Regions from separate parts of the Mus musculus genome. Here region 1 is linked to region 2. Evidence: chromatin loops called from intact Hi-C (ENCODE). Cell type or tissue: heart. All regions are shown on one strand. Each heading gives the region's core, and the rest is flanking DNA. Links, peaks and the distances in the headings are about the cores only. Region 1 has its middle 6.9 kb from the start of Gm33774. Region 2 overlaps Gm33724 (a long non-coding RNA gene).

Region 1 (10,518 bases), core at 2,493-7,492, 74 kb after region 2:
TCTCCATACATACAGTGAGGTGCATGCACGCGCGCGCGCACACACACACACACACACACACACACTCATAGCCACAATAAATAAACGAATAAATAAATGAATGAATGAATAAATGAATGAATGAATGCGGTTTTTATTGGTTTCTGTGCCCAGACCCCAGGTGACCTGGGTAGAAACCCTCTGTTTTGCTATTGTCCCCAGTGTTCAGCATGATCTAAGGTCACCACCTATGGCTGCTTTTTGCCACAGTGAAAGAACTGAAAAGCTGCCACAGGAGACTTAAATATAGTCCACCAAGCCTGCAATACTGTCTGGCCTTTTCAGAGTTTGCCACTTTCCATAAGTAACTGAGGAAGCCATGCTCCAGGGAAATTGTATTCATTCAGGCAACAAAATTCATATAGATTTCAAGTTTCTCAAAATACTATTTTTTGATATATTCCAAATATTTAAAGATGCAAACAACATTCTTAGTCCACAGACTGTACAAATATAGGAATCAGGGGCTGGAGAGATGGCTCAGTAGTTAAGAGCACTTGTTCCTCTTGTAGAAGACCTTGGTGCCCACAGTGGTTCACAATCATCTGTAACTCTAGGTCTAGAGGATCCAACACCATCTTCTGGCCTTCGTAGACACTAGGAACACAAGTGGTGTACATATATACATGTAGGCCAGATGTTTATACACATAAATATAAATAAATGGATATGTAAATAAATGTCTCTTAAAGATAGGTAGCAGGATTGGGAGGCAGAGGCAGGCAGATTTCTGAGTTCAAGGCCAGCCTTGTCTACAAAGTGAGTTCCAGGACAGCCAGGACTACACAGAGAAACCCTGTCTCGAAAAAAACCAAAAAACAAAAAAACAAAAAAATAAGTAGCAGGCTGGATTTGACCTGCAGGCCATCATCTATCCGCCCCAGCTAAGCCACTGAAGTTAGATAGTTTGCTCTTTGCAACAATACAATGAAGTTACCTGACAGAGTCAATATAGTTTCACAGATATTTTTTAAAGTGGGACAGGGACCAGCTACAGCCTGACCTCAAATTTCCAATCCTCCTGTCTCAGACTCTGCTGGTTTGGGATTAGAAGCATGTACCACCAAGCTCAACTTCTGTGGTACACATTCTGACGACTTTATGGACGGCCGGCATGGCAAGGAAGAAGATGCAGTCCTTCGTCTCTGGGGATTTGCAATCTAATTTGGGACTCACAAGACTTCCACAACTGTATTTTTGATTATTTAGTTTCACAGTGTAGGGGATTGAACTCATGTCGGTACATATACTCAGAAAGCACATACTGAGTCAGCATATACTTGTCCTTTAGATAAATTTTAATTTGATCTTCATTAACAATGCCACAACAGCCAGACCGTGGTAGCACACGCCCTTACTCCCAGCACTTTAGATGCTGAGGCAGGTGCATCTCTGCGTCCAAGGCCAGCCTGGTCTACAGAGTGAGATCCGGGACACCCAAAGCTACACAGAGAAACCTTGTCTGGAAAAACAAACAAACACTACAACAAATTAAAATGGCTCATTCTTTTGTTAGAGGTGATAGAACGGAAGCCCAAAGACAGCAAGCACGTGACCCCAGATCACAGAGCTAAACTTTAGACTAAAACTCCCAACTTAAGCTGAGCCCTGGGGACCCAAGGATTATGTCAAGTGGACCTTCCCTGGTGCAGCTCCCACCAACACGGTGGTGTTGGGAGACGCCCATCTCCTTTCCCAGGTACCCAGGAGAGATGAACCCTGCCCTCCCAGGTCTGTGGGCACCAAGGTCACCAGTTCTCACGCCTGACACCTGGATTCAGGTGTGAATCTGAGCCCTTCAGAATGAGGACAGACCCTCTGAACCCTCTGGATTCACCTTGAGCTGACAGGGCTCTGACTGCCAGTTAATTTGATCCATTTGCTCCTTCAACCTAAGCTATCCCTTTGGTGGAGAAAGCACAAAAGACTTTCGGTCTTTTTGATAATCCGCAGGGACAAACAGGGTAAGCTTGAAGTTGGGAGAAATAAGCTAGCCAACGAAGGAGATAAAGGAATCAGGTAGTTAAAGATGCAGTTCAGAACCAGAACTCCATCACCCTCTACAGATAATGAGAAAACAACTAAGAAAGAAAAACAGGCACAGAAAGGAGGAGCCCCAAAGCCAGGTGGTGAGGCACCCCTGTAATCCAAGCATTTGCAGTAAAGGCAGGAAGATCAGAAGTCCAAGGTTATCATTGTTACTTGTAGCAAAATCCAAGACACCCTGGTATATATGAGACCTAGTCAAAAGAAGAGGGAGAGGGAAGAAGGGCAGGTAATGGGGGGAGACACACATAAATATAATGTTTCCTTTTATATATGGACAGTAAGTCACACACACACACACACACACACACACACACACACACACACACACACACACACACTGGATGTGAAAGCAGAGGCAGGCCCACCATGGGGCAGGGAGAGAAGAAGAGAAACGAGAAGATAATGGTTATCTGTTTGACAACAATATCAAAGCCTATTATTTTGCATGCTTGTGTGTTATGTTTTAATTAATAAACAAAGCAACAGAGTGGAGAACAACGCAGGCAGCAAGTCGTCATTTCACACAGAGAAGCAACAAGCAGACATAGCCCGTTAGAGAGGATCTGGGGACTGAGGCACCAGCGAGCCCTTCTCAGTGAGAAAAAGCTACTTGATGTTTAAATACAACCACTCAAGAAACTGCTCAAATTAGAGAACCAGGGATGTGAGGCGCAGAAGTAAAAGGACTAGCAATAAACATCGAATTCAATTAAATACAGAATGAGGACAAACCCTCTGGAGCATAAATGAATGCAAATCAGAACATAGATGCTATAAACCCAAACAAATTAAAAATCAGAGAAGCAGCAGAATCGAGAGATAAGAAAAGACGTGGGGGCAGGAAGGCATCTCACCGCCTGGCTGGGGTTCACAAACCACTCTCCTAAATTTCCTACTGAGGTGTTTTGTTTTGTTGTTTTTTTCTTTCTTTTTCTTTTTCTTTTTCTTTTTCTTTTTCTTTTTCTTTTTCTTTTTCTTTTTCTTTTTCTTTTATTGAGTCCTAGCTGCTCTGGCAGCTAGGTACATCAAGCTGCCATGATGTTGCCTGAGTCTTCCTGCCTCTGCCTCCTGAGAGCACGGGTTACAGGCGGGCATCATGATGCGAGTCCTTTCCCTTAGTTTTCATCCGTGTAGTTTTCTAGACTGGAATGGTATTTTAAGGACTTTTATTGTTATTTTAATTGTGTATAGGATGTGGTAGGAGTGAGTATATGCATGGAGGTCGGGGGAGTTCCGAGGACAGAGAGATGTCCGACGCTCCTGGAGCTGTCGTGACAGGCAGCTGACATGGGTCCTAGGAACCAAAATTAGTTCCCTGCAAATGCAGTATGTGCTCCTGGCCACTGAGCCGGCATTACCCTGGGCCACTGGAATAGTTAAAGAGTTAGTGCATCTTCACATCAGGAGACTAATAGGTCCATTTATTTCAGCGTCTCTCCTTTCTTCTGCTAACGCTCGGGTAAACCCAATACTTTTAAACTTTCTTTGTTTATTATTATATGTGGGGTAGAGGGGCAGGGGAGCACATGAATGCCTCAAAAGTCAGGACAAGTCAGTTCTCTGTTCCTATTTTTTCGTGACTGAATCCAGGTCTGCAGGCTTGTGCAACAAGTACCTTTAGCCACTGAGCTATGGTGTCCACCTTCCCTTTAAAATGATGTCTTAAAGCATTTGCAGTGTCACCGTGTTGCTGAAAAGTGATTCTATGTGTACATACACACAGAATATGTATGTGTCTAGAATACATGTCAGCTGTTAGCCACTGGCTATTTTCAGATGGTAACAACAATAGCTCACTCTTATTATGGTCTCAGTATGAGTCAAGCATTGTCTCCAAGCCCTTCACATGAATCGTTTGCTTCGGAAAGAGTGGGCACACTCGGGGATCCATTTTACAAGGGAGGAACCTGGAGCGTGGTGATGCCTCCTGCAGTTTACATGCCAGCCAAGGGTTGGGTTATGAATCAAAACCAGGAGCCCGGGCTGTAGAGTCTGTGTGTTTAGTCACTGCTGTACGTGTTCTCCGTAGGATAGCTAGGCCTCGGGTGGTTTTCATTGTGTTTGAAATTTTAATTGATGATCATGTGCGACTTTTTTTTTTTTAAGGTCAAATGGTGAAAGGGCTCAGTGGGTGAAGGCAGTTGTCTCTGACAGCCAGAGTTCCATCCCCAGAAGCCAGAGTAAGAGAAGACTAACACAAGTTGAGTTGTCCTCTGATCTCCAACGTCCACTGTGCTATGTTCACACAAACAAACACACACACACACACACACACACACACACAGAGAGAGAGAAAGAGAGAGAGAGAGAGAGAGAGAGAGAGAGAGAGAGGGGGGGGGGGAATAAATAAGTGATTTTAAAACTCTGTTTAAAAGGTCATTAAGCTCCTGCATGTTACCCAAGCTCACAGAGCAGAGCTAAGTGATTGGTGTTCCTCTCCTCTCACAAATCTAGGCAGGCTCCCTGGAGGAGGTGAGAGAGGAAGTTCAGCAGAGTAACTCATCCACAGCCCACCCAGGCTTTGGAGCCATCGATAGGCTGAGATTTTAATGCTCGTCATTGCGAAAGAATGACTCAAGATTTTTACTGACTGTGTAAATTAGCAGGAAGAAAGGAAACGCCTTCATCCCGATGGGGAGAGAGCACGCAGGAGAGAAGAGGTCAAGAGGGCCCAGCCATACACAGTCAGGAACCCAGGTGACTGTACGGCCGAACAATTTACCCAACAGACACAGCTTCATTTGAAATGACACACGTCCCCAGTGTGAGCCACTCCTCATCCAAGCACTGGCAGTAAAGGCAGAAACGGAGAGCAGCTCCCAGGAGGGGGAGGAACATCTATTTCGTGTCATCTGGGAATGGCACCCATCTACAGTCCTATCTCTTTGACAGTGTGACTCTAAAGCCTCTGTCACTGTCACTCAAAGGAGAATGTAATGACTAAAGGAGAGAAGGGCCACCGGTGCCCAGCCCCTGACACAGAGACAGAGAGGGACAGAGAAGTTAATAAATAAAACAAGAGCCCGAAGGGAAGAGCCTGCTTTGTCAGAATATAAATATTTCCCTTCCCCTTTTATCTTTAATGTAGTGTGAGAAGCTTATTAAAGGGAAATGCCTGCTGTCCCTGGAGCCCTCGCGGGAGCTTGTGGGAAGCTGCACACTCGGCCTGAGCACAGGCTTCTAAACTCTTCCCTGCTGGAAGCGAGTGGAGAGTGTGGAGCAATAAAGAAGGGCTGGGGAAGAAAGGGAAGCCATTGTGGCCACTAGAATCCTGATCTGGATGGGCCTGGCATCACATTCTGTTCGTCACTGGAAGCCGCTGAGAGATAGATGGTGGCTGAGGAAGGCCCGTTTGCTCAAGGATTTGGCCTCAAATTCAGAGAGATGCTCACATTTCTAGACTTACCCTCGGCAGCGCTAGAAGAGGGACACCGGGTTTAGACAAAGGAGGGTTTGTCCACAGGGGTGAGCGAGGGAGCACTCTGGGGATCCACAGAGGAGCCTCTGTGGTTGCACCCTCATATTTACAAGACAGCTGACATAGGCAGTCCCAATGTCCAGCCAAAAACATCCTGTTCCTGCAGAATAGAGAACGCTCCCCCTTCATGGCTTTCTTAAAAACCTTAAAAGGGGGTGGGCACAGACCTGCGCCTCATAGATATCCAGCATGCTACTTTTGGTTTTGAGATAAGGTCTCAGGTAGCTCATGTTGGCCTTGAAGTCACCATATAATCAAGGAAGGCACTGAACTTTATACCCGCTACCTCAAGGACCGGGACTGCAGGGATGTGTGCGGTGCTGGGACTGAACCAGGTTCCGCGTGCATACTGGGTAAATACCAACTGAGCTATGCTTCCAGCCAGAAACCCAATAAGTTTGAATGGCTTTCCATAAGGCTGTGCTGATTTTGTGTAACACCCTCGTCTATCTGTAAGGACAAGCACAGGGCCTGGCTCACACGGCTTTGAAGAAAGGTAAAGATCCATATGGCATTTGATAACAATGAAAATGTTAATTTTTTTTTTCCTGTTCACCATTTCTGCTGGGGTCTTCTGTTCTGGTCAGGATTTGAGTTCTCTTGGGCTTTGGGGACTATCAACATTGCCAGCATCTGGAGATATTCAGTCATGTGACTAGAGAAAGCCAGGAGGAAGGCCATTCATGCATCAGGTGCCACAGTAGGGGGCAAAGAGAAGAGCTAACGTTTGCTGCCGGAGGATGTTTCTATTACCTCATTTTTCTCGATAACTCTCCCAAGAGAGCTGGCCCTGGCCACTTAATTCTATACCACCCTCCTCCCGACCCTACCCCAGCCACACTCCCATGGATTCTGGTTACATCGATGTCTTCAGTGGAACAGAAAGACATTTTTAAAATCTGCCTTCCTAGCTCCTTAATGCTTAAACCACATATGACCTCATCGAGGGTGGAGCTTAGGTACCACCCCATCATGCCTGGTGCAGAACTTCTTTTCATCACTCAGCCTTCCACCCTCCCCATGTTGATGTCATTTGGGGTCTCTCTCTCTCTCTCTCTCTCTCTCTCTCTCACACACACACACACACACACACACACACACACACCCCTTAGGATCCCACTAAGTTGGAATAAAGACTCCACCACAAGTCCACAGACCGAATCCTTGCTAAGTCTACCACACTCCCCATCTTCAGATCATAACATCTTATGGCAATACTTGAATACCTGTGCTGCAGACAAGCATCGATTCGGGATGGTGAAGAATGCTTAGCTGTTTCCCAGGTAGCTCCTCACCCATGCTTCCAAACACTGCCTGGGATCGATTTGAGTTACCTGATTTAATATTGCCCTCATGCTCGAGCCCACCCAGCCTCCCCTGGGCTGCACTGGGAGCTTGGAACCATGAGAGGGCCTACATTCCAGGGTTCCCACAAACTTTGTAGAGGAGGAGGCCTGGGGGCGGGGTGGCACACCTGTATCTGAGGGACGATTGTACAGAAGAGGGATTAAATATGTACTATAAAGATCAATGGGAGCCTTGGGGAGGCCCAGTCCAGTTCGATATAATGAAGGACTTTTTAACAATTAAAGCTGTCTTAAACAGAGTGAGAGCCGTCAAGGATAGCCTTCCCTTTCATGAAGTTCAGGCGAAGGTGAACTCTCACCAGGCAGCATGGCTCATTGGCCAGCAGCAGCCTATACTCCTGACACTTGGCAGTGGGATCAAGTCTGGAGTCAGACCGAACAGATTCGAACCCCAGCCCCAAATGCCCCAAATGTCACTAGCTTCACAAGCTTGGATAAACTATTCAGCCTTTCTAAAACTCCATTTCTCTCTCTCTCTCTCTCTCTCTCTCTCTCTCTCTCTCTCTCTCTCTCTCTGTGTGTGTGTGTGTGTGTGTGTAGATAGATAGATAGATAGATAGATAGATAGATAGATAGATAGATAAAACATATTACAAGAAATGGGGTATAGTTTAGTGGAAAATGATTTAAGTATTTTAAAATGATGTACAAGGGGTCCAGTATTGGTCCCAGCAACACAAAATACAAATTGGTATTATTTTTTTCATGGTAAGAGAGGGTCTAGCAGTTAAGAGCACTTTTCTAAGAGACCCAGAATCAGTTCTCAGCACCCACATGGCTCTTTGAACTCTTCTGTAACTTCAGTTACAGGGCATCAGATGCCCTCCTCTGGTCACCGTGGAGATCCAGGCACACAAGTGGTACACAAACATATATGCAGCCAAAATAGACATTACATATAAAATAAAATTTAAATAAAATGAAAACATACTAGGGGGCTAAAGACATAGTTTAGCTGTTCAGAGCACTTGTTGCTTTTGTAGAGGACCCAGATTTGATTCCCAGAACCTACACAGTGGCTCACAGCCATCCAAGACTCTCAAATTCCAGGGGATCAAAATCTCTCTGGCCTCTACGAGCCATGTACACACATGGTACACATACATACATGTAGGCAAGGCACTCATATGTATAAAATAAAATGTTAGAAAATACGTTTTGAAAATATATTAGGACTGGGTGTGCAGAGGCAGAGGCAGAGGCAGAGGCAGACAGATTCCTGTAGATTCAAGGCCCAGCCTTGTGTACAAAGTGAGTTATAGGCTACCAGGCCTGCCTCAGTTGTGTGTGTGTGTGTGTGTGTGTGTGAGTGTGATGTAGCTAGATGGCTGAGTGGGTAAAATAAAGTGCTTCCCACTAAGCCTGACAACTTGAATTGGATCCCCACCCATGACCCACACAGTTCTCCTCTGACCTCCACACAAGTGCCATGGTTTTCAATTAACACAGATGCACACAGAAACAAAAAAACAAACAAGTAATAATAAAACAAGTCATGTTAAATTTTCAGGACAACTGTAAAGTTTTTGGAGAGAGGTTTGTTTTTGTTTTAAAAACAAAAATGCATATTAAAAATCTTGGGGTTGAAGAGAGGGCTCAACAGTTAAGAGAACTGGCTTTTTACAGAGGGCCAGAGTTCAGTCCCCAGCATCCATATGATGGCTAATAACCATCTATGACTACAATCCTAGGAGATCTGATGCCGCTCCAGGCCACAAAACAAAACAAAACAAAACAAAACAAAACTGGCTGCCATTACTTGTTAAAACACAAAATAACATTTTTATAATTAATTGGTTTGGTTTGGTTTGGTTTTCATTGGTAGGAATAAAGGCCAGGGCCCTAAATATGTTAGGCAGGGGCTGTCTGGATGAGCTCCACACCCAGCCTGTAATTAACTGACAATTGGGTTTTAAGGATGGTCATACACACAGGGGAGGCCATTATTGATCAGTACAGAGACCACTGAGCAGAATCTTGCAGTGGGGCAGACTGTGCTTAACCCCTGTAATAAATCTTTATTCTGTATACATACATAACTACAAAGTGAGCACATTCAGAAACTGTGAAGAGAAATCTATTTTAACATTTAACTGCATGGTGTGAAAATGGGAGGGAGTAGTAGAAGACAGCAGATTGTTAAGCCACGGATACTTAGGAAGCAGCCGCTGGTGCCAGCTCTCCCGGATACAGGATAGTTTTGATGCAGGTGCTGTTGCCAGGGCTCACCAGGCAGCCAGCATGGCTTCTGGCCTTTCTTTTGCAAATATATCCACAAGTGAGGGACACCAAGAGCAGTCACCCTCATCAGCTTTCTCCCTGGGACTCCCCGAAGCCACCCCCAAACAACACTGCTCTTGAAGAGGTCAGGGCAGCATTCCTCAGACTGTGTTAATCTAGACTGTGGTGTGGGGCACTCAGAATACATGGGTGGGACAATGATAGAGAAGCAGGCTGAGGTGAAGATGCTCGCCCCTGACCTCCCTGTTTTCCGTTTCCCATCAGCTCAGCCTCTGAGCCGAGTGTGGTCACATTGATGAACTGATGTTGCTAGAAGTGAAACTGGGATTTTTTTTTTCCTTATTTACAAGTAGCCCAGTTCTTGCCAAGAGACTTATACCTAAAATGGACATGGGTGGAAATAAACTGGAAGGCCTAAAATATTTTTTCAGTGGGGTATAAGCACCCAGACTTGGATAAGCAATCACTTTCAACAGCTCTTACAGGTTATAGCAACTCATGAAGATCCATCTCTGTGGCCTATTAGTTCATCAGAAATGTTCCTACGGAGGGAAGCCCAGCTTCACTCTGCCCATTTCCTCCTGTAATGTTGTAATTCTCAGTGCACACAGAGCATGTTGGTGACCTTCTGAGGAACCACCAGCCTCCATCTCATATCTTCCTAAGTTGCTTCTTTAAACCTTTACCGATGGTAATTACTATTCATTGATCATTTACGGCCTGACAGATACTGCACCACAATCCCAGGAGCCAGCGGCTACAGTGATTATTATCACTCTGCAGACAGGGAAACTGAGGCTTCAAGAAGCAACGTGTTCAAAGCCACACAAGCTACAAAATAAGAACTAAAACTCAAACCATGGGCTTTCACCCATACCTCCTCAAACACACCCATAAGCAGAGAGCTGGGGTCCCTACTGGACCACACGAACCGTCCCTGAGCTGTCTTGCCTTTTTTTCAGCCGTAAAATTGAGCTTACAAAATACTTGGTTGGAAAACTCTCTCCTGTCTCTTAGCCGAGTGACAAATGTGAGCTGGTCACCAGAGGAGATGGCCTATGTGCTTTATAATGATCCAGTCTCCCACAGACACGCTATACTACTGATGACGTCCTCTTGGGACAGCTGGCCACGGAGGTGCCAGACAGAAATGCAGCCTCATGGAGCATTGCTCGGAAAACCTGAGTTGATTGTTTCTCTCTAGGGCAGACAGCCTCATGCTCTTAAACGTCACCCCCTTTCTTCCTGACCGTCACCCCTCCTCCCGCTTCTTATTCAAGGAAAAGTTTGGGTTCAAAGTTTGTTCCTTACTGTCAGTAGGATCTCGGACCTCTCTGTGACTTC
Region 2 (10,518 bases), core at 2,111-7,110:
TCCTTGGTAAGTCACTTCATTACTCTGGCCTTTAAATTTCTCCTGAGTCTCCTGGGTTGACCAGAAGACTGTACTGTGGTATAGAAGTACATCCTGTGATCTCTCTCTCTCTCTCCTGTCTTTCTTCTCTCATGTGTGTGTGTGTGTGTGTGTGTGTGTGTGTGTGTGTGTGTGTGTGTGTATATACATGTGTGTATAAAACTTGAATGCCCAATACTGAAACCCAGGACAATTAACACCAGGCAAGTTAGTGCTTTCTGTTTTCTGTGAACCCAAATCCTGAAACATGCCCCCGACCTGCAGTAAGTACACACCTTCAATTTGCAGATCTTGCCTTCCCAATAGCAGAATTATAAATTGGAGCCATTTCTGCTACCTCAAGAATAGGTCTCCATAAATAGGTCTCCTAGGTAACACCTTGTTTAGCTTCATTACTCAAAGCCCTTAAAAATAATAAAACCATGCTTTTTAAATAAATAGTAATTCAGGCATCTCACTTAAGGCTCCCACTTAATTAGTGTGAATCACTAAAGTGTACCATTCACTTCTACCCACATGAAGACATTAAATGCAAACTTACACATAACCATCAAAAATACATTTTAAAAAATGTTACTTTCCAGCATCTCGGGTTGTTTTTCCCCAGCTCTATTTAGAGGTAGTTAGAAGATGCACATTCTTCTGCCTATTAAAAATTAATGCTAGCTCACATAGTCACCCAAAAATAACATCCAGAGCAACATCTCAATTTAATCCTGATCCCAGCAAGAGCTACCTTCCTCTTTCACAGTCTAAGCAGAATGTTTGCTTCTTTTCTTTCTCCTCTGTCCTCTCAGAGAGGAGGCTTTTTCTGAAGCCATCTGTCACTCCTCTGAGAGAGAAAGCTGTGTTGCTTGTGCAGAGTCCCAGGAGTCTACCCTAGCACAACGAAGGAGCCCCAGCAGGGCCGTGTAGTCCATGAGATCTGGCTGAACAAAGCCCCAGCATACAGGACACCATGGTTTTACTGTTTCATTGACACAATGCCCTTCTTTGGTGGAGCCCAGCATAGGCTGTGAGAGAAAGACTTTCCTGGAGTTTGGATACCTACAACAGGATCAACTGACTGTCTGTCCCACCTAGGGAGGAGGAAAATGATTTTTGAAGACCTGGAGAGAGCTCCCTTCTCCTTCCTGGGAATGGATGGAACAGAGCCAAGTCCAACAACTGTCCATCTTCACCAGCTTCATGTGTGTGTGATTAAAGGCTGCTCCAGGGCCAGCAACAGTACTGAGCATGAATGTACATCCTAGGGAGGGAGAGATAAATGTGGCAGGAACTTTTATTGCCTGCTGCCTTTGACAAATGACAGTGGTTAGCAGAATGAGTCAACTAACAACAAAAACAACTCGCAGGGCAGTCATGGAGCCCTTTGAAGAAAAGTGTATTTTGTCTGGTGGTGTAGCCATAACCAAAGCAAAGAAAAATGGGCCCCTGAGTAGTTTTGAACCAACTAGGCTTCCCAATGACGTTCAGTGGTAGGCCCTATAATGCCCCTAAGACACTCAGGTCTTAATCCTGGGAGGCTGGGATGCTAGTCTAATGACAAAAGGGACTTGGGCAGACATCACTATCTCATTGCTGTGACAAAAAAAAAAAGCCAACAAAAGCAACTTAAGAAAGGGAGGCTTTATTTTGACTGACAGCTAGAAATGCAGTCCATCACGCCAGGGAAGGAATGGCGGCAAGAGTGTAAAGCAGCTGATCGCATGGCCCTCTTCCCAGGAAACCAAGGCTGGCCTTGAAGCTAGTCCTCCCACTTTTGCTTTCAAGTGATGGGATTACAGGTGTGCACTACCACCCCTACCTGCAGCTTCACAGTTAATATTAACCATCACAGATAGGTAGGCTACTCCTAAGTTACCCTGTGTATGCTACATATAACCACATCATCAAAGTGTCCTTAGTAGGACTAACTACAAAAGAGCGAGCGCTAAAGGCAGTCACCAGAAGCAGTAAAAGTCATGGACAGAGCTCCTGCATGGCCTCCAGGAAAGCCGGTCCTTCAGACAGCTCGGCCCGAGCCAGGTGAAGCTGGTCTCCCATTTCTAGTCATTTTCCAGATTGCTAACACACACACTGCTGCTAGTTCTAGTTTGCTTTCAGTTGCTCTGATCAGGTGAAGCTGGTCTCCCATTTCTAGTCATTTTCCAGATTGCTAACACACACACTGCTGCTAGTTCTAGTTTGCGTTCAGTTGCTGTGATCAAACACCGTGCAAACAGCAATCTGAGAAGAAAAGGGTTTATTTCAGCTCACAGTTCATGGTCCATATTATGGGAAGCCGGGGCAGGAATCCAGAAGCAGGAACCAAAGCAGAGACTATGGAGGAGCACTGCTTTTTCGGTGTAGACTTGTTCCCCATGTTTTATTTTGTCACCAAGGGCCACCTGCCCCCAGTGGGCTGCACGCCCTCACATCAATCATTAATCAAGACAACACCCCTACAGACCAATAAGAAGGAGGCATTTTCTCAGCTCATCCTCTTCCCAGATGACCCTACCTTGGGTCAAGTTGACCTAAAACTAACCAACACCGTGTTGGTGCCGTCCTTTATTAGGGAAGCGCATACAGTTTCCAAATGCAAGACATGTTTCAGTTGCAGACCTCCCCTTGTGGCAGAGGCAAGCCTAGGAGACAAAAAAAAAAAAAAAGAACCTCCATTCTCCCCTGGGCAGACATTCCACAGACTGTGCTGCACTGGCCAGCCCTGACAGGGCTTAGGGCTGAGATGGGTGAGAAAGAGAGAGGCTTTATGGAGCAACTTTGTGCTTCACTGTCTGTGTCCACGTATTCCAATTTAACCTTTACTGTAACCTTGGATGGCAGATACAGGCACTCCAGTTTCTTTTTCTCTTTTGTGGCTCTCCTAGGGCTTGAACTCAGGTCGTGTGCATACTAGGCAGTGATTCCACCAGCTGAACCGCATATCCAGGCACTAGTTATTTCTGACTGCATGCTTTCGGTTACAAATAATGGAAAATTCCATGCAAATATGCTCAAGATATTTTATCGAATTATTTTATGAAAGCAAGGCATTTGGAGCAGCTCAGCTTCTGAAGATAATTGCTGCTAGGCCTGAGTTCAGTTCCCAGGACCTACATGGTAGAAAGAGAACCAGCCCCTGAAAGTTCCAACCTCTACGTGTGTGCCATGTATGCATATGTAGATTTGCACATGTGCACACAATAAATGGAGAGGGGGTGGGTTGTCAGCTTCGGTTAAAGTAGGGTTTGAAGTAGGGCTGCCTTCTGCCTTCTGGGGACGACTGCTCTAGGAAGGACTGTTCTCATGACCTAAACAATGATCCAAGAAAGGTGGTTTTGCTTTCTCTCCATTTCTCAGCTTCATTTCATTAGTTCTACCCACAACCGGTTCTCGATGACCCCAAGATGGCCACTGATGCTCTCAACCCAGAACCAACTGAGAAACAAGCAATAAGAAGGACAGGAGGAACTCAAGTGTTTCTGGCTTATGGCAAACTATGCACCCCTCACCTAGCACTGAAATTGGAATCACCTCCATTCTTCTAGGTTCTAGAAGAATGTGCCGGAGAATGGGAGGGAGGGTGACTCCTCACAGGATGTTGAAGATGGTGGTAGAAAGGGGAGAATGGATATGGATTATGGACAAAGAGGATACGAGGAGCCAACAGATGAGTGCAGAATTAATGACTTTTGGATTGCATTGCTTTTTGAGCTGAAATGAGAAATTTTTCTACCCTCCTTAATATTTCCTGGGGTGAATAACCTTATGAGAGCTACTTCCTTAGTTGGGGGACATATGACACCTCATACAACTTATTATCCTGGGAACAAGGCTCTTCCTTAAGCCTACAGAGGTGTTGAGATGCCAGCTCTTGCCTGTGTTTCCTGTCTGTGCTTCAGAGCCACAGTGCTGCCTTTGAGAAATCACAGGCCATTTGCCTATTCTGTAGATTATGACTATTCCTCCTTTCCTTCACACTACTGCCCACCCTGTAGCATCCCTTGCTTGTTAATATCTTGCCCTGAAGAGGAAGAGGAGGAGGAGTAGAGGGGCAGGTGGAAGGAAGGGAGGGGAAAAAAGGAAGGAAGAAGGGAGGGGAAAGGGGGAAGGGGGAAGGGGGAAAGGGGAAAGGGGGAAGGGGGAAGGGGGAAGGGGGAAAGGGGAAAGGGGGAAGGGGGAAGGGGGAAGGGGGAAGGGGGAAGGGGAAAGGCCAAATTAACCAGCTTACTCTTAACCAATGCTGAGAGATTTCAAGAAGAAAGGAGAAAGGAAATTATGGCTGGGGGGATATCTTGAATTTCCACTCTCTGTGATAACTCTATCCCTACCCTGTCTTTCTTAGAGATCCCCCAGATAGCTGAACTCAGAAAAGCATATGTTAAGAAATCCCAAGGAGCCGGGCGTGGTGTTGTACACCTTTAATCCCAGCACTTGGGAGTCAGAGGCAGGCGAATTTCTGAGTTGGAGGCCAGCCTGGTCTACAAAGTGAGTTCCAGGACAGCCAGGGCTACACAGAGAAACCCTGTCTCAAAAAACCAAAAGCAAACAAACAAAAACCCAAAAAACAAAGAAAAAAAAAAAAAGAAATCCCAAGGAGTCCAGGAAAGTTTCCTTAGCCAACCAGACATATCTAGTGGCTTTATTCTTCTCTGCTCTTCATTTTCCAGGTGTCTCAAGTAACCGAGAAAGCTTGTGCTCAGGAGTTATGCCACCACCCTCAGGGTTATTATTCCAAACCCAGTGATGCTTACAAACATATCCCCGTGTGGTAGTGCCCCGCCTCAATCCTGTGATGTTTGTGGAGATTCACCTTTCCAGAGGAGAAAACAACAATGGTTAGTTGTCTTAGCTGGTCACATGATCAAATACGTGATCCTTCTGCCCCAGCCCCCTGCGTGAGGGATCAGACCCAACTTCAAGTAACTTTTTAAAGTAAGCTTTTTGGAAAATCAGGACAATTGTTTTGAAATATACTGAAAGGAGAACTGAAGTTTCCTCATGAATAGAAAGCAGATAATCACCACAGCAACCACTAACTAGCAAACAAAGCCAGGGACAGAGCCAAGATGCAGGCCAGTAGGCAGGACTCTCACCAGCTCTGTGAGCACGCATGCAGATGCCACATCAGGACTTCAGTATCTTCCATTAGCTCTCCACCCAAATGCCTTGAGGCAGAGCCTGCTGACCAAACCAAAAGCTCTCCATTCAGCTACTCTGGCCAGCCAGCAATCTCTTAGGTTCCACCTGCCCCCACCCCAAGGTGTTGGAGATATATGGAGATATAGGTACGGAAGCCATGCCTGGCTATAAATAAATAATAAATAAAATAAATTAAAAATAAAATGGGTGCTGGGGATTTGAACTCTGGCCCTTATGCTTTCAGACCAGACACTCTTACCATTGAGCCATTTCCCCAGTCCCAGTTCTCTCTCTTTTTCTTTAACAAATTTTTCAGCTGGGTGTGATGGTTCACACATTTAGTTCTAGCACTCAAGATGCGGAGGCAGGCAGATCTCAAGGCCAGCCTGGTCTACAGAGTGAGTTCCAGGACAGCCACGGCTGTTAAACAGAGAAACCCTGTCTGGAAAAACAAAACAAAATAAAACAAAACAAACAAACAACATTTTCCTTAACATCTAGAAACAAGCCATTTTCTCAACTTCTCCCAAGCACAGGGATGGAGCAGAGATTTCACCTTCCTCTCAGGAGCAGTGAGAGCCGCCATCTGGGCAGCCCTTTTACAACATCCTCTGAATGACAGAGGCTTTGGGTTCTGCTGTACAGTGGATGGAAATATTTTCAAATCCAGACCGTGTCCCTGCACTGGGACACAGCCCTTCCTTTTACCATCAGGTGCTTTGGCTCATGTCACCTGAATGTTTTCAGGCAGAGAGTTATGCAGTGAAGCTCCCAGCGATGCTCAGAAGGGTCACAGCAGTGCATCCTGTCAGCCACACCAGCGAACCTATTCCCATACCTGCATAAGGTGGTCTGCACTTGCAACAGAAAGAAGACAGGCTCAGAGCACCTTTGTGTTGCGCCCACCTCAGTCTGCAAGGAAGACACAACACGGCTGGATTCTTCTCAACAGCCTTTATTGCAGGAACGCCTCGATGCTGCTATGAGGACCTCGGGCACCCAGGGAGGTCTGCTTATATACTCTCAGCCCCCATCCACTCACGGCAGGCCATGCCACCTCACCAGGCATGTAGCTTCAGCCAATCAGGGCAGCAGGGGCATGTCTCCACCAAATATGGACTTGTTTACACCGCCAGCATCATGGTACACCTGCTCAGCTCTCATGATGGTCGTGGCTTATTTTCAGGTGTATGAGGAAGTCAGGTGCAAGTCATAAGACTTAGCTGCAGTCCCGGGCGCCATCTTGGGACTGCTGCCACACCCGCTCCTCACACCTTTGCACTTGTGTGATACAGGAAAGTAAAGAATTATCAGGGCACAGTCATGTCTCCGGGAAGCATGTGCCCCCACAACCATCACAGAGCTCTTCTGAGAACTAAAACCATAATGTAATGTGGGTGTGCTTATAAACTATGCTTCCGTTCTGAATGATGATATTGGTGATGGTGATTCCTGAACTCATTCTTTTTTAGTGATTTTCCATCACTGTGGCAAAGCCCTGTGCTGACCTACTTACAACCAACAATAAAGGGTTACTTGGTTAAGAGTGCCGTGTGTTCTTCCAGAGGTTACGAGTTCAATCTCCAGCAACCACATGGTGGCTCACAACCACATGGTGGCTCATACATCTTCTAAAAGGCTTATTTGGCTCCTAGATCTACTGGTTTGACTCCATGATTGGTTGTCACTATGGCTTTCTGTGGCAAACCCATGGTGGAACAAAACTACTTACCTCATGGTGAGGGAAAAAAGAGGGGACTGGGTTCCAACACTTCCCCTGAGGACACAATTCCCACTGATCTAAAAGTCTCTCACTCGCCCCCGTGTGACTGTCTCCACCACCTCTCCACAGCTTCAAGCTGAGGCCTGTGAGGGACATTCCAGACCCATGCTCCAGCATGTACCTCCCTTCTGAGGGCTACAAGTAGACAATGAATAAACGGAGTCTGGGAGAGAGTAGATTACAGTTGCACCCACAGGCAAGATTCCTCATGAGGGCAGCTTGCTCCAGGAAACTCTTCAGTCTCAATTCTGCTCATATCTGATTGACCACACAGCTGTCTTCCATCCCCATGGAGGGAGGGACATACGTCTATCCACAGCCACTGTCCTTTTCAGGTCCTTCTGCCAGCTTGGGATTGAAAATACCTGGTGTGGGCTATGTGACTTCATTTGCATCTCTAATGTCATTGTTGACCTAGTACAGGCACTGGGTCCTATGCAAAGTGCTGCATCTCTGCCGCATGACGTCATCCTCAGGGCAGATGTCAGTCAGATAAGTTGTGGCTGCCACCATTATCTCAGTTTTACATAGGAGGAAACTGAAGCTCGGAAAAGAGTGACTGTAAATTTCCCAAGGTTGCAACCCTAGAAAAGGGACAAAGTCACATTTCTCAGCAGCAGGACACACCTGACTGGGAGTTCTCTGACTCTCTAGCATCAGTGCCTCTCCGCCCCAGAAGACCTGAGAGATTTAGTCAGGCTAAGTTGTCTTCTCCAGCCCAGAGGCTACAGGGCTCTTTTATTCTGGAGCCTCCTTCAGAAGAGGTGTTCACTGAGACCTGTAGTTTCATCTGGAATTCTAGAAGAGAATTTACTCCCTGAAATCTAGCAGGTTCCCAGATGAAGGAGGGGAGCGGACCTTTGCATCAGCCACAGCTCAGAAACGGAGGCTTAATTGCCCTGCAAGCAGCTTGTTAGAGGCCGCGTTGGCAGATGAGGAGAACAGCCATAGAATCAGCCAATTAAGCAGCCAATGGTGCTGAACTAAATGTGACCTCCGACTTAATTGTGGATGTTGTTTCTCAGCAGTTTCTCACCAGTATGGATTGGAGGAGAGAAAGGAAGGGTGAGGGGAGGGTGAGTGGGAAGGGGACGGGTTGGCTCTCCTTTGTTAAGGGGATCCAGGGATTTCCAGCACAGGAAAGTTGGTGACAAAGTAAGTAGCCTGTCTCTCTGCTACAGCCCCAGCAGGCAGATGGAGGTCCTAGGCGGAGGATAAAGAATGACCCAGGCCTATCAGGTAAAGGAAGTGTTTCTCCACAGGCCTGAGGCTGAGTCTCAGGGGCACATTTCTCAGGAGGAGACAAGAGCGAGGCAGGCCTAGGCTGCACTTTCCAGCTCACACACAGAAAGGAAACTTCTCTCTCTTCAGCGCTCATGCTAATAGCTCGCTGACTGGGGAGTCCGCCATCCCCACCCTCATCCCCTCCATACGTCAGAAAGGTACCTGAAGCACCGTATCCAGAATCACACGAACCCTGAGAACTGTGGGGTTAAGGGTTCAGACAGAAGGAGCTGATACAATCTCCATGTCTAACAGGAGCTGCCAATCTGGCTCCTTCTGGCCTGCTCCGGGGCGGGGAGGCTGGGGAGGCACAGTGCTTGGGTTAACCTACAAAAAGTGGAGCAGCCTACAGCATCAACAGCAGCCTCAGAATCAACCCCAGTTCTAAGGCCAGGTCCCCTAGAGAACTCCAGCAAGGCCCCAGCATGGCTGGTCTGCCACTGAGAAACCCCTCCCAGGGCAAGCCTGACTCCAGAACACCAATGCTGTTGTCTGGACTGTCACTGCGCCCAGAGGCCCTTCCTATCCAACTCTGACTCTTTGCTATGTGTTTTTCTTTCATAGACAACAGACTCCACCCATCTCCCAATAAGCCTCCCGAACTCTGTAATTTTTAAGACAGAGTTGGTGTGCCCCAAACTGGCTAACCGGAAACTCATAATCCTTCTCCCTCTGTAACTATACACCACCAAGCCCAAGTCTTGTTTCTTCACTTGGTCTGTGTGTCTGTGTGTCTGTCTGTCTGTCTATATGTCTCTCTCACTCTGTGTGTGTGTGTGTGTGTGTGTGCCACAGAACTCATGTGGAGATTAGAGGACAAACTTGTGGGAGCCCTGGCAAGTGACTTTACCCACCAGGTCATTGCTCCACCCTGTACTAGTGCAATATTGGCTCCATCTGTCTCTTCCAGCCAGGAGGAGTCTAGGACATGCTACCCCAAAGTATCTTGTCATTGAAGAAAGCAGCAGAAGTGGGAGAAGTGGGTTCTAAAAGCCTGGGGCAGTCACTTCCACTCTCCCTTTGAAGTCATTAGGCCCTGGCTGCAGAGTGGTTTCCCGTGCATGAAAGCAAGGAGTCTTTATCTCACTAACCTGCTTAGTCTGGACTTTGCTCACTCTGCTGGTTTTGAATTTATTGTGATCCATCTGTCTCCAGCTGCCTCCAGCTTTCCTGGGCTAAAGTCACACTCCCGTGCCTCCAGGCCTGGTGGGTTTTTGTTGGTGTTGTTTGGAGGATTTGTTGTTGTTGTTGTTGTTTTAAGATGGTCTTAAAAGGACAAGCTGGCCTTGAACTTCTTAAGTAACCAAAGCTGGCCTTGAACTCCTGACCTTCCTCTTGCTTTCACTGAAAACTACGGGGTCACAGGCACGCACCACCACAAGCACTGTAAGGCCTATACTGAATCAAACTGCGTGTTTTCCTCCCACGGGCATGTGTGTACAAGGGAGCCACAGAACGAGTACGAAGGTCAGTGGACAAATCTTTGGAGTTGGTCCTCTCCTTCCAGCACGCAGGTCCCAGATGGCAGGTCAACAGGCTTGGCAGCAGACACTTTTACCTACCAAGCCATCTTGTCATCCTCCAAGAATAAGGACCCCTTAACGCTGCTGGCTTTTTAGGAGCATAGGCATGGACACCCCCTCAGTATTATCACTGTACAACCAGAGTGTACCTACCACCTCAAATAAACATGGAAACTTTTCCCGAAGTATTTTTTTTTTTAAATTGTAGGGGCAGAATTGTTACCTATGAGAAACAAACACTTCAGAGATTGAAGATATGCATTACCTTAAAGAGACCGTTTTATCGTCCTTGGGCTAAATGGTTTACTCTTGTGGCCCTTTTGGGTCGTCTGGAACTCGTGGGTCTCGTGGATAAACACCTGCTGCATAAAGCTTCATGGGGGCAGCAGCATCTTCAACACCAGGTTTTCTCTCTTCCTGTGTCTCAGGCTAGATTGGTCTGCCCCACCCCCACCCCGCGCCCTACCCCCGCCACCTCAAATCTTTCCTAATGGCAAACTTGTTATTTGTAATAAATTTTATTATTACAGAAATGACAAGGCTTCAGTGAAGATTCCTCACCTCTCTGTACACTGTAGCTTACACGGTGTAGCCTGGGGAAGTGGCTTGTCCACTGGAACACCATGGCTGTGAATCTGTTAGGGTGAACCTGTCTTTGTGTCTGACTATTTGCAAGCAGACATCCCAGCTCTGGTGCGCACCCCTGGGTCGTCCACTTTAGAGGACTCAGGGCTGGTGGACACTAGGCTTCCTGGCCCCTGC

The links. Hi-C counts contacts between places; a loop is a spot of excess contacts. Peaks named below come from ENCODE experiments on the same cell type or tissue, not always from the same donor. Only the 100,000 strongest peaks of a DNase experiment are listed, where the experiment ranks them.
Region 1: it touches region 2 in a loop (5-fold over the local background); 1 of 42 quality-filtered maps calls a loop at or near these places.

What each region holds. Positions count from the first base shown.
Region 1 is chr1:59,460,252-59,470,769 of GRCm38, forward strand. No RefSeq gene overlaps it. Among named protein-coding and RNA genes, the nearest start is that of Gm33774, 6.9 kb to the left of the region's middle. In heart, for the core only: no CTCF peak of the experiment used is centred there; no DNase peak of the experiment used is centred there; H3K27me3 peaks cover 2,581 bases.
Region 2 is chr1:59,386,862-59,397,379 of GRCm38, forward strand. Gm33724 (a long non-coding RNA gene) reads right to left here. Exons shown (of 3, transcript XR_865453.1): 3 at 6,385-7,533. Among named protein-coding and RNA genes, the nearest start is that of Gm51625, 24 kb to the left of the region's middle. In heart, for the core only: no CTCF peak of the experiment used is centred there; a DNase peak (open chromatin) is centred at 5,110; H3K27me3 peaks cover 1,790 bases.